Regions from separate parts of the Homo sapiens genome. Here region 1 is linked to region 2. A link is a loop called in an ENCODE intact Hi-C map of the cell type or tissue named here. Cell type or tissue: pancreas. All regions are shown on one strand. Each heading gives the region's core, and the rest is flanking DNA. Links, peaks and the distances in the headings are about the cores only. Region 1 overlaps LINC02210-CRHR1 (LINC02210-CRHR1 readthrough). Region 2 overlaps LINC02210-CRHR1 (LINC02210-CRHR1 readthrough).

Region 1 (13,586 bases), core at 892-8,891, 190 kb before region 2:
TGTTAAGTTTTAAACACCACCTTCCATTTCAGTAGCTTTGATGATCATTTTTGCAATTGATGGAGAAGTCCAGAGGGCTTGCTGGTGCTCGAAGGCCAGAGCGGGCTTCATGGAGGCGAGTTGGAGCGGGGACTGAGTTCAGCTGTTGCAATCCTGGTCTGGCGTCTGGAGTCCTGTTAGTCTTTGGCATCCTTTCGTAAAAAGGAAGGAATTGTCATTCTTTTTTTTTTAAAACCATATTTTTACTGTACCTTTTCATGTTTATTTATTTTTTATTAAAAAAATTTTTTTTGAAACAGCCTCCCACTCTGTCGCCCAAGCTGGAGTGCAGTGGTGCGATCTCAGCTCACTGCAACCTCCGTCTCTCGGGCTCAAGCAATCCTCCCACCTCAGCCCCCTGAGTAGCTGAGACTATGGGTGTGCACCACCACACCTGGCTAATTTTTGTATTTTTTGTGGAGACAGGGTCTTGCCATGTTGCCCAGGCTGGTCTGTAACTCCTGAGCTCAAGGGATCCACCCACCTCAGCCTTCCAAAATGCTGGGATTACAGGCATGAGCCACTGCGCTACCGAGAAATCGTCATTCTTTACCACCACTGCTGCAGCTAGCAGCTCACTCTTCAGTGCTTTAAGCAAATGATCCTCAGGAAAGAAAAGGTATTTGCTTATTGCAGGTGCAAAGAGGCTCAGATTGGAACTTTTCCCTGAAACTATATTGTAGCCCAGAGTTCCTGATGTAAGACGCTTTATTTAAAGACATCCGTGAGCTTTTTCACTGGCATATCAATACTTCATAACACTAGGAAGGTATCCAGCCTTTTCCTTATGCTAGTTCCTTCCCTTATTTGCCAGATGGGGACCCTGTGGGGAGGTGACCCAGTGTGAGGCCGAAGCTCTTTCCCAGAGCCCCACAGGCCAGTGGAGGGTCGTGTTTGTGCTCTGGGCATCACCGTCTTGGGTCTCGGTCCCCTGCGACTGCAGCTGCTACATCCCTCCCTGCTCTGAGATAAATGTTCTTCCCATGAAGCAGACGGTTCACTTTTGGGATGGCGCTGTCTCCAGGTTTGGCTGTCTCAGTCCAGATGATGTTTGGTTAGTTTCCATTCCCAGAACCACAAGCCTTTGAGTTCTGAAAGTTTGTGACAGAATCAAGAGGCTAATTTGGGAGATGTGAGATTCCCAGCCCACCTGGTATTGCCCTCGAGTTAGTGGTAAATTTTGCTATGGAAAATATCTCTTGTCAAGACCAAGCTCCGGCGCATTGCCTCCCTCTTTTGGATGGCCATGGCATCTCATGAACCACTTGGAAATGTGTTTTATGTTGTTCTCCAAATATTAATAAAAATATCCCGGAGAGGAGGTTCACTAAGTAGCCTAGAGCTCGTTTGTCCAGACAATTGTTGGCCATATTAGTACCTAAGCACTTCTATTTAAACTTTTTCTTCTTTTTTTTTTTCTTTTTGAGATGGAGTCTTGCTCTATCACCCTGGCTAGAGTACAGTGGCGTGATCTTGGCTCACAGCAACCTCTGCCTCCCGGGTTCAAGCGATTCTCCTGCCTCAGCCTCCTGAGTAGCTGGGACTATAGGCGCCCGCCACCACGCCCAGCTAAATTTTGTATTTTTAGTAGAGACAGGGTTTCATCATGTTGGCCAGGCTGGTCTTTAATTCCTGACCTCAAGTGATTCACCTGCCTCGGCCTCCCAAAGTGCTGGGATTATAGGCGTGAGCCACCACGCCTGGCCTATTTAACCTTCTAAAACTACTTTTTCAAGAAATATTTATTCGAATTATAGAAGATTGGCCAGGCACAGTGGCTCATGCCTGTAATCCCAGCACTTTGGGAGGCCAAGGTGGGAGAGTCGCTTGAGCCCAGAGTTTGAGATCAGCCTGGGCAACATGGCAAGAACCTGTCCCAAATTTAATATAATAAATTTTAAATAAAATTTTAAAAATAAAATTAAATAAAAAATTATACAGGAGGGCCATGTCAGGTGAATTTTAACTGAAGCAAACCTTATTTATTCATAACAATGAAGTTTATATTACTAGGAAAAAATTTCATTCCATGATAAATGTGTGGTATCATGTTTTTCTTCAAAATATTGAATTTAAAGAATGTTCATTGCAATACTGGCAACTAAGTCCAGATTTGCTTTTTAACCATGGAGTAATTTCTGAGAAATATTTGTTTTATTTTATTTTATTTTATTTTATTTATGTTATTTATGTTATTTATGTTATGTTATGTTATGTTATGTTATGTTATGTTATGTTATGTTATGTTATTTTTTTGAAACAGAGTCTTGCTCTTGTTGCCCAGGCTGGAGTGCAATGGTGTGATCTCTGCCTCCTGGGTTCAAGCGATTCTCCTGCCTCAAGCTCCTGAGTAGCTGGGATTACAGGCGCCCTCCACCACGCCCGGCGAATTTTTGTATCTTTAGTAGAGACAGGGTTTCACCACGTTGGCCAGGTTGGTCTTGAACTCCTGACCTCATGATCCGCCTGCCTCGGCCTCCCAAAGTGTTGGGATTACAGGTGTGAGCCACCGCACCCGGCCTCTGAGAAATATTTAGATTGTACGCCTCAAATGGGCAGGGACTGTGTCTTACACTTTTGTATTTATGCTACAGCTTACCTAATACAGTGCCAGGCCTCGTTAAACACTTATTGATTGCTCAGACGATAAAGAACTTGCTTTGGAAGGAGGAGAGGATAGTCATGTGCTTCTGAATGTATTGAACTTCTTGAAATCTCTTTCCTCATCAATTTTAGCAGAGTTTCTATTGAAACTCCTAGGGTGTGTTTATGGAAGACAAACTGAGATGTGCTGTCCCAGCCTTAGGCCCTGGCAGTACGCCTTGCCTTTTCACGGCACACCCACTACAGCCTTTCCCACACTGTGACACTGGAGCTGGTGAGTCAAAGTAAGTATAAGTGGGGAGCACTTTTCAGTACAGTAGTTTTAAGGAAAGACTTGGGTCTCTGAAAGCCATGTTTGCATCCCTGCCATGTCCCTCACTGGCTGCTAGCCTCAGGCCACTGACTCTTAGCCTCTGTATCTCGGAGCCTCAGTTTGCTTAACTGTTAAATGGGGATACTGATACCTGCCTCATAGAGTTATGAGGATTAAGTGTCTCCTACCTTTGAATGTCTTGCTCCGGTGTTTCCCTGGAGATATCTTGTCCAAGTATGAACAGCAGTGCTGGCCACAAACTCATCAGCATTATTATTATTATTATTATCATTATCATTATTATTATTATTATTATTGAGACAGAGTTTCACTCTGTCACCCAGGCTGGAGTGCAGTGGCACAATCTCAGCTCACTGCAACCTCTGCCTCCTGGGTTCAAGCGATTCTCGTGCCTCAGCTGCCCGAGTAGCTGGGATTACAGGCGTGCACCACCACATCTGGCTAATTTTTGTATGAGTAGTAGAGACGGGGATGCACTATGTTGGCCAGGCTGGCCTTGAACTCCTGACCTCAAGCGATCTGCCCGCCTTGGCCTCCCAAAGTGCTGAGATTACAGGCGTGAATCACTGCGCCTGGCCACTTTTAAAACATTTCTATCACCCTGAAAAGAAACCCTGTACCCTTTAGCAGTCACTCCTCATTTCCCCTGTCCTCCGCAGCACTGGGCAACCACTAACCACTGACCTACTTCCTGTCTCTAGATCTGGTGGAGATGCTTTTTAAACTTTTTTTTACTACCCTGTGGTCCCTGAGGAGCATTACACTGAGAAGTTTTCTCCTATTTTGTCTTTCATTCTCCACATCCTCTTTTGTTCTAGTGCATGGCATGGGAAGCCCTCTCTAGGAGGATGCTGTGGCCACACAAGTGCTGGACGAACCGCTGGAGTAGGTGACTTCCAAGGTGTCCTGATGTAGTAGCTATTAGACAAGCTCCTGCATTTGGCCAGTAATTAGCATGCTGCTGCACATTGCCACTAGGTGGTGCTGCTGCTCCATTCCCAAGTAACCCACATGCATCCCTGGCTGGGGTCAGCCTTGGGGTTTCCCAAGTGTAGAGGAATCCATCTCTGTGCCTGTGGTAATGGCTGGACACCAGGAGAGACCCAGAAAACAGGGATATCCTAGAAGAGAAAGGCAAAATAAGCACTCAGAGCAGAGGACATTTGAGTGTCAATAATGAAGGTGGCAGCAGTAATCATGGCTATCATTTACTAAAAATAGTGGATATTGGCCAGACATGGTGGCTCACACCTGTAATCCCAGCATTTTGGGAGACCAAGGTGGGTGGATCACTTGAGGTCAGCAGTTCGAGACCAGCCCGGCCAACATGGTGAAACTATCTACTAAAAATACAAAAATTAGCCAGGTGTGGTGGTGCACGCCTGTAGTCCCAGCTACTTGGGAGGCTGAGGAAGGAGAATCACTTGAACCTGGGAGGTGGAGGCTGTAGTGAGCTGAGATCGCATCACTGCACTCCAGCCTGGACAACAGAGCAAGACTGTCTCAAAAAAAAAAAGTAGATACTGTGCTAGTCACTTGATACACATCATCTCTGATCTTTGCACTGAGCGAGGCATGTGTATTATGTCTGCATTACAAAAGGGGAAAAATTAAGGTTCAAGAAGATAAAGTCACCAGGCATGGTGGCGCATGCCTGTGATCGCAGCACTTTAAGAGGCTGAGACAGGCGGATTGGTTGAATCCAGGAGTTCAAGACCAGCCTGGGCAACATAGTGAGACCTCATCTCTACAAAAAAAATAAAATTAGCTGGGTGTGGTGGTGTGTGCCTGTAGTCACAGCTCCTCGGGAGGCTGATGTGGAAGGATCACTTGAGCCCGGGAGATAGAGGCTGCAGTGAGATGAGACTGAGCCATTGCACTCAGCCTAGGCAACAGAGTGAGACCCTGTCTCAAAACAAAACAGAAATAACAAAAAATAAGGTGACTTGCTGGAGGCCACATGGCTGTGAGCCAAATACAGGTCTGGGTTATCAGGGCTCACATACTTCTAAGTACACCCTACTGCCTTGGAATCTGCTGAAGACCAAGCCCCTGCCCCCAAGCCATGGCAAAGAAGGAGGGAAGGAAGCAAAGGTGCCCAGCGGGGACAACTCGGGGAGGGGCGAGGTGCCCAGGGCCCAGGAAGGCCAAGCAGCATGTGGCAGGGCAGCATCAGGTGACTCCCAAGAAGGAATGAGGAGAGGATATGAGGAAAGAGCCACAGCACAGAGGCCTGCTGTTAGGTCAGCGGAGACCACGGCCCATGGGACCTGGATCTACCCTTGATGCTAACAATGTTCTTTGGGGAAAAAATCTATAATCACAAAGTTTCTGCAACTGGACTGTAGTCATGGTTGCAGAACTGTATAGATTTACTAGGAACCATCAAATTGTTCACTTACAATGGGTAAATTGTACAGTACATAGGTTATCCCTCAGTAAAGCTGTATGAAATTTATAGTCATGAAACTAATAGTGACAAACGAGCTGGGTAAGTAGGTCTCAGCTGTTCTGTAGGCACTTTGAGAAGAGGAAGAGTAGCATCTCGGTTTTAATAAAAGAAAGCCTGGCCCATGGCGTCCAGCTTCTGCTTGAATACTTTCAGTGCCCGGGAGCTCAGTATCTCAAAGCAGCCCACTCCTGTTTAAGAGAACTCTAAACCTTAGAATGTTGAAATACATCATTATTATTCTAGTACTGCTGTGAAAAATAAATGTCTTTGTTTTGCCACATAACATTTCTCTGAGAGCTTGAGGACAGTTATTGCATTTTCCCAAGTCATTTTTATCTCAGACAGAATTCCCTGATGACCTGTAGGTTTTTTGTTTTTTTGTCTTGTTTTGTGTGTGTGTGTGTGTGTGTGTGTGTGTGTGTGTGTGTGTGTGTGTGTGTGTGTTTTGGAGATGGAGTCTCTGTCGCCCAGGCTGGAGTGCGGTAGCATGATCTTGGCTCACTGCAGCCTCCACATTCCGAGTTCAAGCAATTCTCCTGCCTCAGCCTCCCAAATAGCTGGGATTACAGGCGTGAGCCGCCACACCTGGCTAATTTTTGTATTTTTAGTAGAGATGGAGTTTCACCACATTGGCCAGGCTAGTCTCGAACTCCTGGTTTCAGGTGATCCGCCCTCCTCGGCCTCCCAAAGTGCTGAAATTACAGGTGTGAGCCATTGTACTTGGCTCTCCTTGTGTTTTTTACAGGACAAGATTTCCAGCCTCTCCCATTCTCCCATTCTCCTGGTAGCTCTCCAGGAGCTACCCCTTTGATCTGTCCACATCCTTCTTAAAATGTGGGGACCCATGGGGAACCTGAGATTCTGCAGATGCCAGCCCAGTGCTGTGTGGTTAACAATTTGGATCCTAGCATTAAGACCCCGGGTTCAAATCCTTGCTCCACTGTAGGCCAGCTGTGTGACCATGGTTAAAAACATCTACCTTACTGAGCTCTAATGTCATCATCTAAGTTATTGTGAGGATTGTACTGACCCACACTTTCTATCTGCCCAATCCCTTGAGGTGGGCTCAACCTGGGTTGGCAATGGTTGGGCAAGGGAGAGCGATCAAAACAGCAAACTGTCACACTGCTGATAAGCCAAGCAGAGACACAGCCACCATTAGGAGAAGGGGCTCTTCCATCTCTATCTATCAGGCTTTTCTCTCATGGAGCTGTAACCCCTGGTAAAGGAGGTGAGGAACTTGCTGGGGGGAGCACACAAACACCTGCTGATGTGCCTGACTTGGATACCCAGGAAGTTGCTGGCTTTCTCTTCCTTTCCCCAACATTTTTATTTGTTTGTTTGAGGCAGAGTCTTGCTCTGTCACCCAGCCTGGAGTGCAAAGGCGTGATCTTGGCTGAGTGCAATGGCATGATCTTGGCTCACTGCAACCTCCGCCTCCTGAGTTCAAGTGATTCTCCTGCCTCAGCCTCCTGAGTATTTGGGACTACAGGCGTGCGCCACCTCACCCGGCTAATTTTTGTATATTTAGTAGAGATGGGGTTTTGTCATGTTGGCCAGGCTGGTCTCGAACTCCTGACCTCAGGGGATCCACCCGCCTCGGCCTCCCAAAGGGTTGGGATTACAGGCATGAGCCACTGCGCCTGGCTGGCATTTTTTTTTTTCAACATAGTCTCCTCTTGATCTCATCCTTTGTCCACTGCACAAACCCCTCCCCAAAACGATCCCCAAGGAGGGGGGCTCCCGAACTAGATCATCCTAGGGTAGGCCTACCCGGTTCAATCTTAGCCGGGTCTATGGTGCCATCTGATTGAAATCTAACTTGACTCTCTTCTCACTGACCTCTTCGGGGTCCCAGGGGTGTAAACATCCTGCAGCCTTCCGCCAGCCTTGTGTCTTCAATGTTCCCCTCCATTCATGACTCTCCTCACTGTATTTCTACTAACTTACTCTTACATACAAAACAGATCTTTCCCCCTTCCTGTACATCAGATATCATTTTGGATCGATACTACACCCAAGGCTGGGTGTGGTGGCTCATGCCTGTAATCCCAGCACTTTGGGAGGCCGAGGCAGGCAGATTACTTGAGGTCAGGAGTTTGAGACCAGCCTGGCCAACATGGTGAAACCCCATCGCTACTAAAAATACAAACTTAGCCAGGCATGGTGGCGCGCGCCTGTAGTCCCAGCTACTTGGGAGGCTGAGAAATGAGAATCACTTGAACCCAGGAGGTGGAGGCTACAGTGAGCCAAGACTTCACCACTGCACTCCAGCCTGGGCAACAGAGGAAGACCTTGTCTCAAAAAAAAAAAAAAAAAGAAAAAAGAAAAAGAAAGCAGACTACACCCCCGGGTACTTACATAAATGAGATCATTTCTGTAAACACAGCGCAGTAGCAGCATCTAGTATAATAAGCACTCAATAAATACGAGCTATTATTGCTGAGGCAATGCATATTGGGGCTCTTTTTCTCCATCCTCTTGTGTAGCCTAAGTTTGCAGCTGTGTTTGGCAGCCGCCTCATACTAATGAAGCACACTGGGCTTGGGATCATTTCAGACCTGCAGATCTCTTTTGCATGAAATGCAATGGGGCCGGGGCTCCCTCTTCTGCATTTGTGCACCTGCTTTTAAGAACATAATGAATGATTGGCATTTGTCTCTTTTCATTTCATCTAGGCTTTGGCCCATCATCCTAACCTGTTGGCTTCATTTTGAATTTTGGATTTTGTTATTGAATGCATCAGATCTCCCTCCAAGCTTTGCTTCCTATAAATTTGATACCCATGACTCATAAGTCATCATCTGAGTCATGATAAAAAATACTGAATAAGGCTGGGCACGGTGGCTTACACCTGTAATCCCAGCACTTTGGGAGGCCAAGGCAGGTGATCACTTGAGGTCAGGAGTTGGAGACCAGCCTGGCCAACATGGTGAAACCCCATCTCTACCCAAAATACAAAAATTAGCTGGGTGTGGTGGCACCCACCTGTAGTCCCAGCTGCCTGGGAGGCTGAGGCATGCAAATTGCTTGACTTTGGAAGGTGGAGGTTATACTGAGCTAAGATGGCACCACTGCACTCCAGCCTGGGTGACAGAGGAAGTCTCTGTCTGTCTGTCTCTCTCTCTCTCTCCATATATATATATAAAATTAGATGGGGACATACCATCAGAAACTTCCCTCCAGCTTGATTCATTTGTGTAACAGTAACAGATATTTACTAAGCACCTATAATGTGCTCTGTAGTGGACACTGTTCCATTCATTAGATGTGGATGTTCAGCCATCTATGTAACTTGGCTAATCATACTTTAAATCTAGCCCTTATTTCTCCATCTTATCCACCAGGAATCCTGAAAGATTCTATCAAGTGCTTTGCTAAAATTAAGTATACAATATGCGTAGCAATGCCTTCATGTACCAATCCCTCAGCAATGGAAATAAGGTTAATTTGACTAATTACTCCTAGTAAGCCGCTTTGACCACTGGTAACATCTGCCATCTTTTATAAGCCTATCTGATTGCAGATCAACCTCAGACATACCCATCTGTAGTTTCTGGAATCCACCTTCTCTCTCTCACAAACCTGGGCGACATTTGCTCATCTCTAATTTTTCTCCACCCTTCTCAGCTTCCTGACTTCTCAATATTTACAGTAGGAGTTTGCAATCACACAGTAAAGGTCTTGGATATATTTAGTTGGAGTTAAGAGCGTTGGGCTCCCATAAAGCAGTAGGGCTCTCCTTGAGTTTAGTTTATATATATTTAGTTGGAGTTAAGAGTGTTGGGCTCCCATAAAGCGGAAGGGTTCTCCTTGAGTGCTGCATCATCTGTCTTAGATCCCGATTTCCCCATAATCATGTTTATTATCCTTTCCAGGTTGAAGATTATTCTCTCTTCTAAAGAAAATAGAAGAATATTAGGAGAAAAGACACTTGAAAATGTTCACTCTTTTATTCACATTACATCATCTGTCTTGAATAATGGGTCTATCTCTTTCCTGTTGCTCTGGCCCTGAAAAAAAAATTAGCTTTTTAAGGCTGCTTTTGTTACGTGTGCATTTTCTTGTAATCCCGTCATTCTGGGATTTAATAATAATAGTATTAATACCACCTACCATTTGTTGGTTACTTACTGTGTTTTAGGCACTGTGCTAAACGCCTTCCATGTATTCATCTCATTAGTAAACATTTCTGAAACTATTCTTACAATTTGTCTTTTAGTTTTTCTTGTTCTTGTCCTCTTAAAATCTGAGCTTAGCCATGAGCTCTCAGTGAAGCTGCTTGTATTTCTTTAAAAACCCTCTTTGCTTCCTCCAAGTGGAGTGGGTTGTACTTCTGAGGTCAGGACAAACTGGGCACCGGAGGAGTTCAGCCTTCCGAGGCTGCAGGAGGGGTGGGTCCCCTGAGGCGAGCAAGATGATGTAAGGCCTTGACTTGGGGTAACAGACAGCCACAGATGGGAAGAGAGAAGCCAACATTTAACCACGGAAGGATGTGAAGGGCGGAGAGGTGGGTTGAGCACTGGGCCCCGGGTGCGGGGAGTGGGAAAAGGTCCAAAGGTGAAACCTGGGAAGCCTGGGCTTGGGTCTGGAAGTGGAGAGAAGGAAGTCGTTCCAGGGGGAGCTGTGAGCAATGTGAACCCATCATTTCTGTTTTCACCAGCGAGGGTGAGAATTGAGTCCACAGGAGTGGCTCCCTCCTCTGCTTCCTCGACCTGCAGAGGGCTAAGTGGGGCAACGAGCAGGGTAAAACTTTTCAAGATGCTCTGCTCTTAGCAGAATGAGCTGTTCTGACCATTTCCCAAGAGCCAAATTTCCTCATCAGTCCTGAATGTTGCCTCTGTGCTATGATTTGCGTTAAAAAAAAGATACAGTCTCCCCACTGTGTTGTCAAATCTGAAATAAGGGACTGTGTTTTTGCAAAATTCTCTTCCAAGGCCAAGCACAGGGTCAATGTTCAGCAAATATTTGGTGAGTTAATGAATGAAATGAAAGCACTCTCCTTATGCTCCTTGGCTGAGTGATGTGGAGAAGAGTTCCAGAACAATATAATTTAGTTTCTTTCTCCTTTTAACCGAGCCTAGAAATTCTCCACAAGGCATATGCAAATACCCCAGACATGTATTTTTCCAGGCGTGTGTTTTATGTGCAAATACTCCTGCATATGTATGATTTTATTTTACTTTTTGAGACAAGGTTCATTGTCCAGGCATTGTCTAATGCACCAGTGCATTGGTGCCATCTCGGCTCACTGCAGGCTTGACTTTCCGAGCTCAGGTGGTCCTCCCACCTCAGCCTCCCAAGTAGCTGGGATGACAGGTGCACACCACCATGCCCAGCTAATTTTTTGTATTTTTAGTAGAGGTGGGGTTTCACTATGTTGTCCAGGCTGGTCTTGAACTCCTGGGCTCTAGCAATCTGCCCACCTTGGCCTCCTAAAGTGCTGGGATTACAGGCATGAGCTTCTGCTCATATACGTTACTTGTTCATCTGACTGAAGACCCCAAAAGAGACCAGCACCCCAAAGAAGCATGTATTTCTCTTTGGAACCAGAAGCAAACATCCTTCTGTTTGCTTGGGATGCATGGGATGAGCATGCAGTAGGTGTTTAATAAATACTTGTTGACTAATTAGGGGGCATAAATATGTAAAAGTGGTAAATTAGCAAGAAAGAGCTGCAGTGTAGATAATCAAATAACAAAGTTGTCTAGGACAAGAGAATCTATCTCTGAGGGCTCTGTGTAGGAGGAGAGGTGGTGTTGGCTAGTGAGGCAGATCTGCCTTCTAATTAGGCTCCAATCAGGATAGTATTGCAATTAGCTCGGGATATTATAGCAGTTAGCTTCTATTCTTGGAACAAATTCCTGGGAGATTTAAGTTGGGTGGTAAAAGAAGGTTGTCCCAGGAATAAATTTGCTGTGAACCGCTTTGGAGTGACTACTTCATATGTGCCTAATTGAACCGCCAATGTAAACCTGATTGGATTGTTTCCTTCTTTATCAGCGACACTTAAACATGAGCTCAGGAATTTGGACAGCCACTTAACAACAGAACACAGCTCGGGAAATTGCAGATTTCAAATTTCAGAAAAGTCGATGAATTTAGACAACTTGAGTGTCTTCTTTGTGTTAGGGTAGACAGGCTTTGGCCTCCAAGATCTGGCTGACAAGTGCTTGCTGCTGAGACAGGCACTGAAAAGAGTAAAAAATATAATGTCTTCAATTATCTTCCCAGTTATTGAGACACTTAAAAACTCCACCCCAGCCCACCCTGACAGTCTCCTGTAAGGAGCTCAGTTTTCTCTGTGTCAACCTGATGACAGACCCAGGAGGATGTTGTGTCTGGGAATGTTTGCTCTTCCTGGCTGGGGTGAGTAGGGCTTGGCAGCAGAGACAGTGCGAACAGAACCAAGCCACGAATCCTGGCTCTCAGTCCATCCAGCCAGCAGCTTTTCGCTTCATCCTTCACCCTCCACACTTCTTCTCTTTCTTCTGCATCAGGAGAGGCAGATGTAGAGCCCAGAGTTTTTTGTCAAAGAGCCTGAGTTGGAATCCTGCCTGGCACCATCGCTGGGGGGTGACTGGCTTTCTGAGGCCCAGTTTCGTCATCTGTAAAATGGGCATGATAATATCTGCCCAAATCATTTCAGGAGGTTGGTTGTTGAGAAGAGGTGGTGCCTGTACGACTGCCCTAAGCTTGAAAGGACAGCAATCGGTGCCGGCTTTGTAGCTCACAAACTTTACCTTAAATGCTGACCATCACAGGGTCTTGGGACAGGCCCTAGGACCAGCCCCCCCACCCTTGCTGGTGCAGGGCTTCCCTGCAGATGGCGCTGTGCCTGGAGAATGCAGCCAGCAGTAAATCAGGGCAGCTTGATTAAACATGTCCAAGTCTAGTCAAGCCAGACTAGATGTGGGCGTGTTTGGCACTATAGGTGGATCCAGTCTGGATTTCCTTTACCTGCATGTCCTGGGTGTGTATCCCTCACAAAAGTTCCCCCCGCCATCACATTCACACCTCACCAAATTAAGCCACCCAGCCCCCACTTGGCCCCCTAGGAACCACTGCAGCAGGCAGTGTGTTTAATCCCTGTGAAGCATTTTAGCATTAGATGAAGATGACGCCTTGGGCTCCCATCCGCCTGTGACAGAGGCTGCCAGCTCCACTCTTGGAAACACCCTTGTTTTGACTTAGTTTCCCATCCAAGATGAAGGTAGGCAGACTGAAAAAGCCAATGCTAAAAGAAAGAAGACCCCAAGACCCCTGTATGAAGCTTAGAAGGCAAAGGCCTGTCTTCACAGAGCCAGCTAAAGAGCTAGGCTTTGGCGCCACCACATCCTGTTTGGAATCCAAGCTCCACCGTTTAGCATTTGTGTGACCAGGGGCTTGTTAAGGAAGGCCCCAAGGCTCCCTTCCCTGCGTATAAAAAGAAGAGATGGTACCTGCTTTATAGGATGCAGTGGTGAGGGTTCAATGAGAAGAGGCTTGCAATAGGCTTGGTATAGTGCCTGGCACATGGGGATATTCAAATAGTGCTGACTATTAGATCAGGAGCAGACATTGGGGTAGGAGGTATCAGCCCGGGGAGGAGACGACAAGGAGAGTTAGGGAGGGAAGGACGTGCCAGGGAAGAGACGGTGGGCTCTGCAGAGGAAGGCTTCTTGGTACCTCTCGAAAGCTGCTGTGGGAACACACCTTTACTCTGCTGACATTTTCAGACAGCCGTGCTGGCAGGGATCTGGGCACCTGGCAAAGCGAGCTGACCATCTGGCCGGCTGTTTCTGCAACAAAAAGAGATGGTGTCAAAGGTTTTGGGAGCTGGGCTCCTTTGACCCACAGTTGGCACCGGAGGCCAAATAAGTCCTCCTGGAGACCATCACCTTCTCATCAGCAATCTTCCAGCCAGCACACTGCAGCGGCCAGGGAGTGCAGGATTGTCTCCAGGAAGCCAGTGCCAAGGCCAGAGGCCCAGAGCCTGCACTGAGCAAATCGCCAGGGAGTAGTGACAGCCCTTCCTTCCTGGTCAGTGCTCTTGTCCCATGGGGCTACTATCTCCTCTGGATCCTATGAAGACTGCTCCCTGCCACGGCCATGATTACGTGTCACACTGCATGGTTAGAAGGGCAGGTTCTGAGGCCAGGCTGCCTGGGTTCATGC
Region 2 (16,408 bases), core at 4,719-12,718:
GCAGCCGCTTGCACTGGGCATGGGACTGTCCTGGGGGTGCAAAGGGAGACCAGACTCGGTCACAGGAGTCCCACCCTTTTCCACAACACATGCCTGAGAGATACATCCAGTTCCAGCCACAGGGCTGTATGGAAACCAGGGACGGGATGGAGGTAGCAATGCAGTTTGAAAAAGCCCTTGGAAAGCCTTTTAAAATGTTAAATGTTTTTGAGCAGATATTGCTTACACAGAACTCAGAAGGTACAAATGGGAATACAATGTCCCCTCCCACCCCGTCCCCAGCCACTGGATTCCCTCCCAGAGGCAACCATTTTGCCAATTTCACAAGTGTCCTTCCAGAGACATTCTCCGCATACACGAGTAATTTTGTATACGTATTCTTTTTTGTTTTTACCTGAATGTTGCATGTTATACACACTGTCTACACCTTGCTTTTTTCATATAATCATCTATCTTAGAGATGGTTCCATATCAGTACATAAAGAGCATCTTCATTCTTTTTGCATTTGCATAATATCACAAAATGTACCATAACTTATTTAAACCAGTCTTTATTCTCAGTCTTTAGTTATTACAAATGCTGCTGCAATGAATAATCTTTGAAGGGTGATATTTGGCAGAGGCACAAATATATCTATCCTGGAGCTGCTACTGCCCTCGGTCTCTCCCACCCTGTCTCCTTTCCCACCCGACGCTTTCTCCCTTGGTGCTGAGGAAGACGGGGGTCAAAGGGCAGAAGGGGGGACACCCCAGGCTGTCCGAGGGCCAGGGATTCTGATTGTGGAAGAGAGAGACTGACCTAAGCAGTCCCAAGAATCCCGTCGCCTAAAGATCAGAGCTGGAAGGGACCGTGGAGACTCTCCTTCCCATCTTGAGGTTCCCAGACTTGCCTGGTTATAAGAATCGTCCAGAGGCAGATCTCCTGAGGTCAGGAGTTCAAGACCAGCCTGTCCAACATGGTGAAACCCCATCTCTACTAAAAATACAAAATTAGCCGGGTGTGGCGGGATTACACCTGTAATCCCAGCTACACGGGAGGCTGAGGCAGGAGAATCGCTTGAAACCAGGAGGCGGAGGTTGCAGTGAGCCGAGATTGTGCCATTGCACTCCAGCCTGGGCAAAAAGAGCGAAATTCCATTAAAAAAAAAAGTGGGGCCAAGTGCGGTGGCTCACGCCTGTAATCCCAGCACTTTGGGAGGACGAGGCAGGCAGATCACGAGGTCAGGAGATCGAGACCATCCTGGCCAACATGGTGAAACCTCATCTCTGCTAAAAATACAAAAATTAGCCGAGCATGGTGGCGCATCCCTGTAATCGCAGCTACTCAGGAGGCTGAGGCAGGAGAATCACTTGAACCAGGGAGGCGGAGGTTGCAGTGAGCCCAGATCGCGCCACAGCACTCCAGCCTGGCGACAGAGCAAGACTCTGTCTCAAAAAAAAAAAAAAAAATGGAATCTCCCAGAGCACTTGTCCAAATACAGGTCCCAGGGCCACACCCAACACCTAAGAAATCACACTGTCCAAGGAGGACCTGGGAATCTGTGTCTTTCATGAGTGCCCCAGGGGAGCCTTCTGATGGGGCAAAAGTGAGAAACTCTAATCTAGTGCGACCCGTTCACACTACAGATGGGGAGACTGGGGCCCAGAAAAGGGGAATGATTCACACAAGGTCACGTGGCTCTGGGACATTCCCTTTTTTTTTTTTTTTTTTTTTTTGAGACAGAGTCTTCCTCTGTCGCCAGGCTGGAGTGCTGTGGCGCGATGTCGGCTCATTGCAACCTCCACCTCCCTGGTTCAAGTGATTCTCCTGCCTCAGCCTCCTGAGTAGCTGCGATTACAGGAATGCACCACCATGCTGGGCTAATTTTTGTATTTTTGGCAGTTAAGTCAGAGCCCGGAACCCAGGGCTTTGGAGCCCAGGCTCCGGAGCACAGGCTCTGCAGCCCAGGCTCTGCTTTGCCCACTGCCAGGTATCTGGCGTGAAACAAAGTTAACGGAGAAAGAATCACTTTCCTTCACCTGTAGCTCCCACCCCGGCCTGGCAAGCTTTGGTTAGCCCCACCCCTGGCTTCCTGGCCTCAAGTCACTGAGCTAATGCGGGGCTCTGCTGTCTCCTTCCGGAAGCTGCAGCTAGGTCAATGCCTAGCTTAAAAGACTCACGAGTTCTTCCACGGTGCTGCTCTGGCAGGGCGAGGGGCTGCCTGGCATCTCAGATCCCACAGGCCAGACCTTTGGGTGGCACTCAAGGCTGGGGTGGGTTGGTCAGGCTCCCTGATGATCTGATCTGAGCAGGGAAAGCCCTCAGCTTGCTAAGCCCCCACACAGAGAGCCCACCTGGGAAGTCCTGGGATTGGGAGGAGGGCTCCTCCTGGACTGGGGGAAGGAGGTGGGGTTCCAGGTTAGGAGACTTAGTTGGGCCAGAGGAGATGGCCTTGGCCTTGGCTGGTGGGGTGGGAGTGGGCAAGACCGTTCAGGGATGTGAGGAGCCCGTAGCCTGGCACACAGTAGAGGAGGTGGGAGGAAAGGAAACAGGGCTGGTGCTCAGAGGAGCGGGTCAGTGCTGTCAGTGACTCAGGACCACACGCCATTGCAGAGAGGGATGGTGTCCAGGAGGCACAGCTAAGCCATGAGGTCAGGCTGCAGGCCGCACTGTCTGTCCCAGCTTCACGCCCTGCACTCAACCCTCCTGAGGGTCAGCGCGGGGTCTTCGTGGTTCACCTGTCTCTCCTGCTCTATTGCAAGCCCCTTCTTTTCAGTTGGCTGATGGGGACACTCGGCAGCCCCCATTTTCCCCAGCACCCTTCAAAGGCCTAAGGGCAGTAGGTTAGCCACCCTCAGCCTGCCCTGCAACACCCAACCCTGCCAGGACAGGGGTCTCTACCTCTGTCCACCAGCAGGGTTAGGACAAGGAAGAGGATCGGGAGCCCGGTCTCATCAGCCCCCTCTTTGCATTGCAGTGGGAATAGCACGGACCTTAGGGTTTGGGTTTCAACGGGAACCTGCTGCATGACCTTGAGGAGGCAACTTAACCTCACCAAGTTCCCAAAAATGGTGGCCAGGAATTCAGATCTCTGCCTTCTGGGGATGGAAGGGTGGTGTTGGCCTGTCTTGGCCTATGGGAGACGTTCCATTCACCTGCCGCCCCCTGTCTCTCATCTCCCCTGTGAGGTCAGGGGAGGTTGTAGTGTACACCTGGGGGAGTGACCCGCCCCACCCCCCAGCCCATCCGTGCCTGGCTCTGCCATCTCTTTCCTCTGCAGCCCCTGCTGGCCTGGTGCCTAGCACTCTGGGTAATCGATTAGTTTAATTAGTGAAAATGCCATTCCCTTCTGCCAGCCCCCAGCCTCGCCAGACCCCTCCCAGAACTGCAGAGGAAAGTATCCAATTAATTGAGTGGTAGGTTTCTCAGCTCTGGGCCTGGGCTAAGCCCTAATTAAGCTCCAGCGCCCTGGGGTATCGCAGATAATGGATTCGCAGAAGTCTGCCTGTGAAATGGGACTTGCAAGGGCACCTCAAGGCCAGGCACCCCAGGAGATCTGCCCGCAGCCAGCACCACCAGGGGACAGGCCCCCAACTGTTGCATGCATGGCTGGCCGGGGGATGGCACTGAGCCCCCAGCACCACCCCTACACCTGCTGCCTGTATCAGCACCCTCTCCTCCCCCCACCACCTCCCGCTACTACTGTTCACTCCCTTCCCCACCGTCCAGCCTTCCCCCACCCACCCAACACTTGCACACACTCTATCCCCTTTCCCCACGTTCTGCTGCGCACAGGAGCCTGGGCCTCAGGCACAGCCTGGGAGAGCACACCGTGGTGGGACATGAAACGGATTCTGGGGGTCTGGTTTGTGGACCAAGGTTCACTGCTCACCGTGTGGGGAGAGGTGAGTGGTGGTTGGACCAGGGCTTCTGAACTGCAGAGGTGCTTTTTCCTAAAACCAAGCTCCGATTCCATGGGCCTGGCGTAGGGCATACATTCCACTTTCCTCAAGATCTCTGCGTGCTCCTCTGCGTGCTGTTGCTGGGCCAGGGGCCACCCTTTGAGGATCGAGGGGCTGGAGTGAGTGCCCACTGCAGGGTAAGAGGAGTAGCTCTGGAAGCCTCGGTGGAGAGGACGTGCCAGAATGGAGTGGGCACCAGTGGGGAGCTTGGAAGGGAGGTCTCATTGCCACCAACCCAGAGAGGCATCAGGACGGATCTGGCACTGCAGCGCCTGGGACGAGGTGGTGTCCTGCAGAGAGTCCAGTCAGAGTCAGCCGGGCACAAATTGCTTATTCAATTCAGATCACTGAGGGTACAGCGGAGTGGCCTCTGCCAAGTACCACGCTGTGCCACCCTCCTTAGGGCGGGGTGCCTGCTGGTCTTAGGTCTCCAGACTGGATGGAGATGGAGTGCTGGTCAGGGCCCGAGGGGTAGCTGTGCCCATTTGTCCTTCGGACATCCCAGCTGCTTTGCTGTTATCGTGGCCATCGGTCGGGGTGTCACTGGCTGTCCCTGGGGGTGCTGCTGACTCTCCTCTCCAGGTATCACTGGCCACCTCTCAGGGTGTTCCTGGGTGCCTCTTAAGGCCTTGCTGTCTCTCTAAATAATGCTGGCCAGAACTCTGGTTGTTATTGGAAATGTCACAGTGTCACTGGCTTCTGTCTGGGTGTCGCAGGATGTATTTGTCTCAGGGTATCAGCAGCCATCCCTCAGGCTGTCTCTCCAGCTGTCTTCTCAGGTTGCATGATGCTGATGTGGCCGATGAGAGACAGGGCTTGAACCCGGCCCAGGCCCGACTGCTCAGGGAGGCACACTGAGACTTTGTCCCCCGGGAATGGTTTGGCCTGATTCTCCCTCAGGCTCTTGGAGGAAAGCCCTCTTGGGCGCTATTGTCCCAGCAGGAGGTCCCCCGAGGCTCCTGGGCCCAAAGTGGCGTGAGACCACCCCAGAGAGTGCCTCTGCTTTCAATTCCTGCTTGTCCCCCAAGAAATGTCGCAGGGGGCCGGACACGGTGGCTCACGCCTGTAATCCCAGCACTTTGGGAGGCCGAGACAGGTGGATTGCCTGAGCTCAGGAGTTCGAGACCAGCCTGGGCAACATGGCAAAACCCCATCTCTACCAAAAAATACAAAATATTAGCTGGGCATGGTGGTGCATGCCTGTGATCCCAGCTACTCGGGAGGCTGAGGCAGGAGAATCACTTGAACCCAGGAAGCAGAGGCTGCAGTGAGCTGAGATCCTGCCACTGCACCACTCCAGACTGGGCGACAGAGTGAGACTCCATCCCTCCCCCACCCAAAAAAAGAAATGTCCCTGGGAAACAGGGAAAAGAGGGAGCTTAAAGCCAGGCAGACCCAGGTTCCAGATACCGGCTGCGTGGCGTGGCCAATTATTCAGTCTCTTCTACGGAAAGAACTGGGATGAGAGGAGCAGTCTCCAAGGGCAGCTGTGGGAAAGAAAAGCAGTAGTGTCTGCAGAGCTCCTGGCACAGTGCTCAGCATACAGCAGGTGCTTAACAGATAACTCCTCCCCACTCCAACCCCAAGGGCCCGGTACGGCCTGACTCGGGAGTGAGGCAGGGGCCCTGGAAGGCAGCACTGAAGGGTCTCCCTGCACACTGCGCTCCTCCCGCCCAGCCTGGGCCTGTGAACAAGGCCGGGGTGTTGTGCCATGCTCGGCTCCACACATGTTGTCATTACCCAGGGGCTTCTCAGCATGGATTTGTGGAAAATTTAATAAAAGGATATTAAATACCAGCTCCAGACAGCCTGTGATGTGTGCATATCTTCCAGAGCCTCCGGATTGGGGCATCTGCCGCCAGGCGCTCAGAGACCCTCCCCACTTGCACGGGTGATAGGTACCCTCTCCTCACTCCCCTCTCTGTCTCTGTCTCTCCTGCCTTCATTTACACCTCCCTGGATCCCAGTCCTTTGGAGGCTGGAGTTGCTAATGTAATTACCTGCCATGTTCCAGAAAGCCTCTGCCTGGAAACCAGCTCCAAGAACAGAGCTTCTGTAGCAGCCTCTGGAGAGGTTCCCCAATGAGGGTGCTCCTTCAGAAGGGCCTTGGTGGCCGGGCGGAACTGGGCATAGGGTCTTGGCTTCTCCTGGGATGCCTGGTGGATAGGGCTGGACTTGATCTCTGGTTTCAAGTGGGTTCTGTAATTCCAACAGGAAGGCCTATGGAGTAGCTCCTTGGTGGCCAGTAGCTCCTTGGTGGCTCTGAGAAGATGATGAGGGCCGTTGTGAGCTCAGTGCTTCTCAGCACTTGCATGTCACCCACCTTTGTGCCTCATGATCATTCAGCCCCACCCTAGAGCCTAGAAACGGGGAGGAAGGGAGGTGCTGCCAGGGACCCCTCCCTTCTCAAAGTCACCTGCTTTTCAACACCCGTCTTTCCTTCCTTCACTCACACACTGCTTTGGAGTTTGACTGCGTGTCAAGCTCTTGGTTTCTAGGCCCTGCTTCTTGGGACCTATAAAAGTGTGGATGGGGGCTGTGCTCTTGGGCAGGAGTCTGCAGAGAGCTGGGCATGGGGACTGACCAGTCCCCTATTATGGGCTGGGGACCTGTTTGCAGCCTTCGTATCTTGCCAATCTACATGTGCAGGCAAGAGGTGGTTTTGGAGTTGCGCGACCTCCAGCGCGTCAGCATAACCTCTGTGCTGTTTTCCTACAAAATAAAGCCCAGATGCCTTTCCGGCTCCCCCCACGGGGTTGCCCTGATGGTTTAAGACGATAACAGATATGAAAATCCTCTGTAAACAGGAAGGCTTCACCACTCTTGGAACTCAAGATTGCTGTAAAGAGGAGGGCAGTGACCTCCATCAGTATATTAAATTCATTAAGAAATAAACCCGGGGAATGTGTTACAGTCCTGGGAGAGGATCCTGCTCACTCTGCACAGATCCCCTTGGGCCAGGGATGGGGAAGGCCCCGGAAAGTGAGTTATGGAGCCTAAGGAGACTTTTCTGTGGTTTCTGCTGATTCTGTGGATGCCAGAGCCCAGCAGCTGCCCGGCCCCTCCTTGCTCACAGGAGCAGGCGGCATTGCAGCAGGAGGGATTTAGGGGTGGCTGAGAAGGTGGTGACTCAGTTCAGAAATGGGTGGAGAAGAGAAATCCCGGGAGTTTGGTGTCTCTGCAGCTGAGAGGTCCACCTGGTGTTCTGACTGGGTGGCAGCATGGGTAGATGCGAGTGTGAGGGCGCACCTGTGAGCCGGCCACATGTGCTTGTGCATGCAGGGGCGGGGGGTCCATGTGGAGTGGGGAATCCCACGTGATGTGGAGATTCAGTTCGACACAACACGGAGCAGTGAACACAGCATGGGATTCAGGGACAAGCAGAGCCTCAAACTGGACGGCGTTGCTCTGCAGCGAGGCCTGACCCTCAGCAGATGCTCAGGAAGGGGGAGTGGCCCTTGAGATCATGACCCGCTCCATCCCAGCCACCCCTAGGCGATGTCCTCACAGAGCAGCTCCCATCCAGCAGAAGGCTCACCTCTGCCCCTCTCTCCTGCTCCAGAAAAAAAGCAAGGTGCACTACCATGTCGCAGTCATCATCAACTACCTGGGCCACTGTATCTCCCTGGTGGCCCTCCTGGTGGCCTTTGTCCTCTTTCTGCGGCTCAGGTGAGAAGACCCCAGCACTGCCTCCTCCTGTCCCCAGGACCTAGAGCAGAAGCAGGGTGGAGAAGTGAGAGGAGCAGCTCTAGGTTGGGGTGGGGGTTGCTGGGAGAGGGTGGCAGGGGCTGGCTTATCTGAGAGTCTCAGGTCTCTGGGAACCTCTGGCAGAGCCGCTCTGCCCTCTCCCCAGTAGCTGCTGGAATGGTGGGGAGGGACAAAACTTGTCTTATGTCACCCATACCCAGGCCAGGCTGCACCCATTGGGGTGACCAGGCAGATGGAGCCCTGGAGGTGGGGGCTCCATGGAGTGGTGCCCCATTTCAGGTTCGAAGGTACCTGGGCCCCAGCACTACCGCCAAGGATGCAGGTGGCAGAGCCGGGGATGGGGATGGTTGGGATCAGGAGCCGAGCATCAGGGCTGGAGGCTGGGAGCAGGGCTGACCCCTGTGACTGTCCATCCTGGAATGGCAGGGAGTAGAAGGCACCCCCAGGGGAAGCGGGCATCGCCAGGAATCCAGCTGCCCTGGTCCATGGAGCACAGGCTCCATGGAGTGCCAGGCTCTGCCTGGGGCTTATGTCTGGGTGGGCTGCAGGCAGGAAGGGCTCCATGGGGCATTAGGAGAGCCTGGCTGTCACCTCCCTGTGTGACTTGGCCAGTCAGCCCCACCCTGTGCCTCAGTTTCCTCATCTACACATCTGGGCTGGGGTGATGGAGGTGGCCTACCCCTCATCCTCTCTCTCCTATCGCTCCCATCATCCACCCGCCCTGCTGCACCAGGAGCATCCGGTGCCTGCGAAACATCATCCACTGGAACCTCATCTCCGCCTTCATCCTGCGCAACGCCACCTGGTTCGTGGTCCAGCTAACCATGAGCCCCGAGGTCCACCAGAGCAACGTGGTACGTCCTGGCAGGGGAGCGGGGAGCAGGTCAGGCCAAACCCAGGTCAGAGGAGGGGCCCGCCTGCCCTGCAGAGGAGGAGCCCACAGAACAGGAGTGGGATCCCAGGGTATGCCCTGTCCTGCCCTGGGGAGGCCCAGGCCCAGGGTTTGGTGCCTCCCCTGCCCCCCATCATCATCTCTGGTTGGGGGTGGGGTGGCAGGGCTGGTGCAGGTTGGTGACAGCCGCCTACAACTACTTCCATGTGACCAACTTCTTCTGGATGTTCGGCGAGGGCTGCTACCTGCACACAGCCATCGTGCTCACCTACTCCACTGACCGGCTGCGCAAATGGATGTTCATCTGCATTGGCTGGGGTGAGCTGGGCAGCCACCTCCGCAGCCTGGGCAGTGGCGGCCGCCGGGCTGCCCTCTCCTCCAGACTCAGGCCAGCGGGCTGGGGGGCCTGAGGGATGGAGGTCGGGTTGGGGCGGTAAGGTGTGCACGATAGCCCTCTGCTCCTCTTGGGGGTGGGCGGCAGTAGAAGCACCTTGAAGGAGGTGTGTGAGTTTGAGATCCACCCTGAGTAACCCCAGACCCCCTGGAGCCTGGGCTGCACTGGGGTTCTCCAGGCCCACATCCTCCAGCCCCCGCTGAGGGCTCTGTGACAGCCCATCTCTCCCCCAGGTGTGCCCTTCCCCATCATTGTGGCCTGGGCCATTGGGAAGCTGTACTACGACAATGAGAAGTAAGTCATCTCCTTTCCCTTCCTGACCCCAAGGTTTAGGCTCCCAGCCCAGCTTGGTGACACTCCCCACGGGCATTGGCCATGCTGGCTTTTTCCCCTCAGGACCATGGTTTCTGCATCTATAAAGGGAGAGATCTGGGGGCTGGACTCATTCAGAGGGTCCCTGCCTGTGCTCTGCCTGGGTGGGGCTGGACAAGCAGGACCCAGCCTCCTTTATCTGCCTTGAGCTTACACAGGAAGCAGCCTGGAGCCAGACTGCCCAGGTTCAAATAGCTGTGTGACCTTGGACAGATTACTGCAGTGTGCCTCAGTTTCCTCATCTGTAAAATGGACATGCTACTGCCTCAAAGGGCTGTTGTGGGGTGATATGAGTCCATCTATATTAAGCATTTACAATAGCTCCTGGCACATAGAGTAAATGCTATATAAATGTGTTCTATTAATATTAAGACATCTTAATAAAAGAGTCCATGAATTTAATAGAAGTGGACCTAGATGATCTCAGAGGCTTCTTCCAGCTCTGAAGTTCTTTGGTTCCTTATGAAATGGACTCAGATGTTTCCAATCGTGCCTGGAAACTTGATTTCTGCTGCAGTGGAGCTCAACTTTGGCTCACATTAGAATCACCTGGAATGCTTGGAAAAGTACCAATGCCCAGGCTTCACCCTCAGAGAATCAGGCGCAATTGGTCTGGGGTGTGGCCTGGCACCCAGAAGTCTTGAAAACTGCCCAGGTGATTCTAATGTGCAGCTCAGATTGAGAACCACTGAGAGAGAGCGGGGCAGAAAAGGTGGACATGGATGGCAGGGGAGCCCCAGGACCTTCTTTGCCAAACAAGTGTTCCCGGGAACCTATCTGACTGACGGACCTGGCGTCCAAGTGGCCTCCACCACAGTGACAAGCCCTCTCCTCCCCCATGGAGGGGAGGGGGCCTGCACGGCTTCATTGGGCTGAAAGAGGAGCCTGGAAGATTATCTTGCGTGTTTATGTGGTTGACTCCCTCCTGACTCCCTCCTGACTCAGGCTGGCTGAGGCCTTGGGAAGCCGAGGCAGGCGGATCACTTGAGGTCAGGAGTTTGAGACCAGCCTGGCTAACATGGTGAAACCCCGTATCTACTAAAAAAAAAACAAAAAAACAAAAATTAGCTGGGTGTGGTGGTGCGCACCTGTAGTCCAGCTACTCGGGAAGGCTGAGGCAGGAGAATCTCTTGAACCCAGGAGGCAGAGGTTGCAGTGAGCCAAGATCGTGCCACTGCACTCCAGCCTGGGCAACAGAGTGAGACTCCATGAGTCTCAAAAAACAAAGCAAAACAAAAACTGTTTGGGCTAAAGGAGAAAGTGAGTCTGAGCGGCTCTGAAGCTCCACCTGGTGGTGAGAATTCAACACTGCAACAGAGAGGATCTGGGTGTGAGAAACCAGAAACGAACTTGCAGACCAGAGGCCCGAGGACTGGACCCGGCCCTCAGAAGCTGTGTGTGGCCAGCATGGTGTTTTCTGAAAACTCGATTTTGTAGCCAACCTTTAAAAAATCCAAAGGTTTCATTTACAAATCTCAATTTCTGGCTTATGAGATCTAGCCACTGGGGGTCTTCATACCCACGAGGACATAAGGGCTTCCAGTTTGTCTGGTCCCCACCCACTCCCCAGGCCTCCCTGGAGCTTGCTGGAGGGACACTCGGGAAAATGCAAAGCAATTACCTCCTGCAGCAGGTAGAACCTGTGCAAGTATTCCTCTCAAGGTTGTTCAGGCTGTGACTGGACAGATTCAGGCTGAGATTGCGAACTGCTGGGTGCCCACTGGGTGACAGGTGTGGTGCCACTCCCACCAGCAGCCCCCCAGAGGGCATGCTGGGCCTCAGCCACTGCCAGGGGACTGTGAGGAGGAGCCGAGGATGCAGCCTCGTGTTGGGCCCATGCCCGTTCCCAGCCACTCAGTCTTTCCCACTGTCTACCTCCTGCCCCGGTGCTTGCTTCCAACTTTGCATCTCATCACAGAGGATGCTGTCCGTTCTGCAGATGGGACAATTGAGGCATGGCAGTGGGATCAAGTGACTTGACCTTCTGCCAGGGTTGGAATTGGGACATCTACCTCTTGGCCTCCAGCCCCAGTCCTGTCCTGGCCAAGCACTGTCCCTCCCCATGCCATCGAGGTGGACGCAGATGACCCTTCCTCCCCTTTCCTCTGTGGCCTTCTAGGTGCTGGTTTGGCAAAAGGCCTGGGGTGTACACCGACTACATCTACCAGGGCCCCATGATCCTGGTCCTGCTGGTAAGAACCTGGGTAGGGGCAGGAGACAGGGCCCAGTGGGGAGGGGCAATCAGTGCCAACCGTGGACAGAAAGGACTCCTCTACCTAGAGGTGGGGGCCACCCAAAGAGGGGGCATGGGTCAGAGATGTGCAGGTGCTCATGAGGAGGAGGGAGAACAGCAGGGGCACTGAGGCCAGAGCTGAGAAGCCTGGGTCCCAAGCCTCTTGCACACTCCGGCCCGCTGGTGTGCTCAAATTGCAGATCAATTTCATCTTCCTTTTCAACATCGTCCGCATCCTCATGACCAAGCTCCGGGCATCCACCACGTCTGAGACCATTCAGTACAGGTAACCGGGTACCACCTTCCTCAGGCCTCCCCCTGATGAAACCCCTGCTCCCCATGCCTCTCACGTGCCAGAGACCTGCCACTCCCTCCCCCGACCTGGCCCTCTTTGCCGAGCCAGCGGGCAGCCCGTCCTGGGGTGGGCTGTGACTCCGAGCCTCCCCACCCGCCCCACCCCAGGAAGGCTGTGAAAGCCACTCTGGTGCTGCTGCCCCTCCTGGGCATCACCTACATGCTGTTCTTCGTCAATCCCGGGGAGGATGAGGTCTCCCGGGTCGTCTTCATCTACTTCAACTCCTTCCTGGAATCCTTCCAGGTACAGCCCTGGAGGGACACATCAGCACCTCCTTGGGTGGGGATTCTGCCAAGCAGAGGCCTGGAGGGCAGGAGGCCAGGGAGAAGCAAGGGGCAGCCCAGAGGCTGGGTGGGCAACACCTGCAGCCGACCTTTGACGCCTCCTCTCTCCTCCCCAGGGCTTCTTTGTGTCTGTGTTCTACTGTTTCCTCAATAGTGAGGTGAGGACCCGGGGGCCCTGCAGCGGGGTTCAGGGCTGTGAGGCCTGTTGGGACTGGCGATTGTCTAGAGCCTTCTCCTCCCCTCCCAGGGCTGCCTCTCTCCCTCCCTGCTCCTAGGTCCCTAGGGGTATGCTGCTGGGAGCCCCAGGGTGGCCCCTCCCACCTGTCCACTCCCACAGTGACAGCCCCCTCCTTTGCTCTCAGAGGCCGCTGGCACCAGGCTGGAAGCCAGAGCTCCAGTATCTTTGATGAGCCTGTGAAAACCAGGAAGGGCTGAGCCCTGGGCAGGGGATACATGTGGGTTGAGGGCAGGGAGCCTTCATGGCAAAGGGCATATGGTGCCTTCGTGTGGGTTAGAAAAGGGTGCCCCTTCCCCAGGACATTTGAGAAACCTGTTCCGACAAATATGCAAAGCAGTCGTGTTAAGGCTGTGAGTGTCATCCCCTACTGAGGACTTCCATGTACTCAGCTGACCTGCACAGCCGCTTACCTGCACAGCTGCTCGTGGCGGCCCAGGGGAGGGAGGGGGTCCTGAGCCACAGGCTCAGATGTCGTGCTCCTCCCTGTGCCCACAGGTCCGTTCTGCCATCCGGAAGAGGTGGCACCGGTGGCAGGACAAGCACTCGATCCGTGCCCGAGTGGCCCGTGCCATGTCCATCCCCACCTCCCCAACCCGTGTCAGCTTTCACAGCATCAAGCAGTCCACAGCAGTCTGAGCTGGCAGGTCATGGAGCAGCCCCCAAAGAGCTGTGGCTGGGGGGATGACGGCCAGGCTCCCTGACCACCCTGCCTGTGGAGGTGACCTGTTAGGTCTCATGCCCACTCCCCCAGGAGCAGCTGGCACTGACAGCCTGGGGGGGCCGCTCTCCCCCTGCAGCCGTGCAGGACTCTAGCTCATGAGTGGAAAGTCACCTACAGGACTGGGCCGGGCCCAGGGCCTCTGGCTTCCCTGCCCAATCCTCCCTGGAGAAGGGACATGGGAATGAATTGAAATGGGGCGCTGGACACCTACAGCAGCACGCATGTCCCTCCAAGGCTGTCTTCTCCCAGAGCACAAGAAGGCCAGCCCACTGGGCCCTGGGGCTGCCCTCGGCAACCGTGGGGAGGCCATTTGCTGCCCTGGGGCATCATGGGCAACTCGTGACAGCCTCTGACTCACCACGATGACGCCTCTGGACCTCGGTGATGCCTTCCGACACCACTGGGAACCAAGGGCCCTCACTCAGGAACCCTGGAGACAGAAGTCAGGTGTCATCATCAGACTTGCGGCCACAGCACTAGAGTCACCCCCCCAGGCCTCCAGAACCTTACTGGCACTGTGGCACTGCCACCAGCAATGCCCTGCCTTGCTGCCTTCACCCTGAACATTTAGTACCCTGCAGGCCAGGCCAGCTTCCCCTCACTTAACCACCCCATACCAGTCACCTCCTGCTCCTTTTCCTCTTTTGTGAGAAGATGGGGGCTGGAGGGGGCAGAGTGGCCTGTGAGCAAGAGCCAGGGGTGTCCCAGTCCCAGCCTCTGGGGCAGAGCTTGTAGCCCTGGATGGCCTCTGGGGCAGGACCACTAGCTAAGCAAGCCAGGAGAAGACCCCTGCCCAAGTGGCTCTTGGGACAACGTGCTGCTTACACTCCAGGTGTGGACCGGCCGCAGCCCCCACTGACCTGCCCATGTCCAGAGGGACTGGACAGCCAGGGCAGGGCTTTGGGGGGCACTAGAAGATGAGGGTGTCGGCTGTGAGGCGGGTGGCTGGTATAAATAATATTTATCTTTTCAACCAGCATTTGTGAAGGCCTGGACTCCACAGGGGGCTGGATGGAGAGGGTGTCTCACAGAGGTGGGGGCTGCTTCCCAGCTTTCAGGGGCTGCTGTGTTGCTGAGAAACCTGACCCCACTCTCACCCCGGCAAGGATGGTGCCAGGAGAGCCCCTGAGGGCCGGGAGAGGGGTGAGGGCAGGAGGGAGGGCTTCGAGGAACAGGTGGGTCTGGCCAGGGCCCCCTTAGTTAGGGACAGCTTGTTGTGAGGAGGTGAATTAGAGGGAGAGGAGGGCCACGGTTAGGGATGCAGAGGAGGGACACCATGGGTCAGGGGAAGGAACAAAGGAGACGGGAGTGTGTCCCAGCCCCAGGCAGGAGCTGTGCTGATTGGTGGGAAGCAGAATTAGGATGCTGGGCCACTGGACAGGCTGTGAATGCAGCTGTCTCCACTAGGGCCGCCACAAGAAGCCATCCCTGAGACCCTGAGGTTTCTTGTGCAAACTCGAGGGAAGGGGAGTACAGAGAGGGCAACAGGGAGTGAAGCCAGGCAAGGAAGGCAGGGGAAAGGTGGGGGCTAGAGGGGGACACGGTAGCCTGTGAGCAAGAGACAGGTATGCCCCAGCCCTGGCCAGTGCCGCTCTGAGGTGGGTGGCACACTCAGGCTCCCCTGGCTTGCTGGCTTCAGTGCCCCCAACTCCGGGCCAGAGCTTGTATAGCCCTGGGTGGCCTCTGGGGCAGGACTGACACTCCAACACTGTTGTGGGCGCCTGGAGCTCCCTTCCGCTGGGGAAGCCCTCCCTCATCCCACCCAACAGGTGAGGGAGCTGGGGTATTTATCCACCATCTCCCATCAGCTGCGGGTTGAGGGCTGCTCCCAGGGGGACATGAACTCTTCTGCATTCCCACATCAGGCTACAGAGGGCCAGAGAGAGTTCTCCGGCACAGTGATGTGCGGGTGGGTGGAAGCCAGTGTGTGCTGCATTGGAGGGGCAGGGGGTGTGGGTGGAACACCAGAACTGGACACAGGGCCCCACTGCAGCCCGGGCCTTGTCTCTGGGTCTCTCTAACCAGGGAGGAGAGCCCCGTGGGTGGGACGTGTGTATACACATGTGCACTTGTGCACCCAGGCGCACACAAGAGCTTGCAGTGTCAGGACACCAGGAACAGACAAAGGTGACACAGTGCCGAAAGCCCCGCAGCTCCTGCTGAGGGAGGGCACGTTTCGTTGGGGAGGGCCTGGGCCCGGGTGTAGCTAAGGATATCCTTGAAGGCCCTATGGGGTACTCTGCTCTGCCAATTCTCCAAGCTCTGTGCCCTGAAGTAGAGAGATGGGGTGGGGGACCCAGGGAGCACCGTGACAGAGGTAGGCTGGAGGCTTCCAGAGCAACGTGGGGGATATTGTGGGGAGTGGGAAGAAGCCCAGTAAAGGGTCCTGGCTGCCTGGAGAGACTAGAAGTGACCTGAGTCTCTAATGGCCACAACGGAGACAGCTTTCCCAACTCTGCCTCTCACCCAGTGAAGGTGGAGAAGTGAGAAGGCGAGGCTTTCCCGAGACAATGCCAGTGGGGATGGGATGAGGGTCGCACCGCAGGGGTGGAGGAGCCGAGAGGGTGGGGGTGAGGGGAAGACAGGGAAGGGACGGTACAGACCAGGAAGTGTGGATAAGCCCAGCCAGGCCGCACCCCGCTTTCCTGAGTGGGCTTCCTGGCTGCTCTCACTGCCAGGCACCTTCTGGGCACCTACTGTGTGCTCAGCACTGTGCTAGGTCTTGGGTGAGAGATGAGCAGCCACCCAGGGGGGACCCCAGGGACCCCCCAAAAAACACAAAGCTCAGAGCCTCTGGCTCTGGAAGGCCACCAAGAGGACAGCTCCAAGACAAGTCTGAGGGTCATCGGAGAAGCTGGAGGCGGAATCCCTGGGCAGGCAGATGGAGCCTGGGGCTCCCCTCCCATTGAGAGAATCTGAGGGCGGAGGGGCTGCTTCAGGGAACAGCCAGGAACATCTGAGCCTCAGAACCTGCAGCCCAGAGGCCCAGAGTTCTATCATCTCCCATGGCAGACATGCGCTCTGGGCTTCGTCGCAGAGAAGGCAGCCCTGAGACCAGGCATCTGGGCCATTCTGCTCAGGTTCAGCTTGGGGTGGCGAGGCCCCTGTGGGAGTGAGTGGGGTGTGATGAGCCGAAAAACACACATGCGACTACACAAAGTTGGGGGAGCCACTGGGGACCCTCCAAGCTGCAGTGGTGGGGGAAGGTCGCTGGAGGCCCTCCCAGACCCGGAAGACCTCATGCCTGGAAGAATTTCTCTCCACACCAT

The links. Hi-C counts contacts between places; a loop is a spot of excess contacts. Peaks named below come from ENCODE experiments on the same cell type or tissue, not always from the same donor. Only the 100,000 strongest peaks of a DNase experiment are listed, where the experiment ranks them.
Region 1: a loop joins it to region 2, with 2.9 times the contacts of the local background. A loop is called at or near these places in 105 of 110 quality-filtered maps.

What each region holds. Positions count from the first base shown.
Region 1 is chr17:45,636,594-45,650,179 of GRCh38, forward strand. The region is part of intron 3 of LINC02210-CRHR1 (LINC02210-CRHR1 readthrough); the gene reads left to right. It overlaps LINC02210 (long intergenic non-protein coding RNA 2210), which reads left to right. Exons shown (of 6, transcript NR_138260.1): 6 at 9,308-9,638. It also overlaps the pseudogene ARF2P. Among named protein-coding and RNA genes, the nearest start is that of LINC02210-CRHR1, 23 kb to the left of the region's middle. In pancreas, for the core only: a CTCF peak has its summit at 3,975 (motif pointing right); a DNase peak (open chromatin) is centred at 3,948.
Region 2 is chr17:45,821,711-45,838,118 of GRCh38, forward strand. LINC02210-CRHR1 (LINC02210-CRHR1 readthrough) reads left to right here. Exons shown (of 15, transcript NM_001256299.3): 7 at 7,505-7,611; 8 at 8,384-8,504; 9 at 8,707-8,860; 10 at 9,170-9,230; 11 at 11,428-11,500; 12 at 11,742-11,827; 13 at 12,004-12,139; 14 at 12,297-12,338; 15 at 12,914-14,118. The coding sequence starts at 8,475. The coding sequence ends at 13,054. It overlaps CRHR1 (corticotropin releasing hormone receptor 1), which reads left to right. Exons shown (of 13, transcript NM_004382.5): 5 at 7,505-7,611; 6 at 8,384-8,504; 7 at 8,707-8,860; 8 at 9,170-9,230; 9 at 11,428-11,500; 10 at 11,742-11,827; 11 at 12,004-12,139; 12 at 12,297-12,338; 13 at 12,914-14,118. The coding sequence ends at 13,054. Among named protein-coding and RNA genes, the nearest start is that of SPPL2C, 15 kb to the right of the region's middle. RefSeq lists an enhancer at 1,839-2,340. In pancreas, for the core only: a CTCF peak has its summit at 10,620 (motif pointing left); DNase peaks (open chromatin) are centred at 8,761 and 11,101.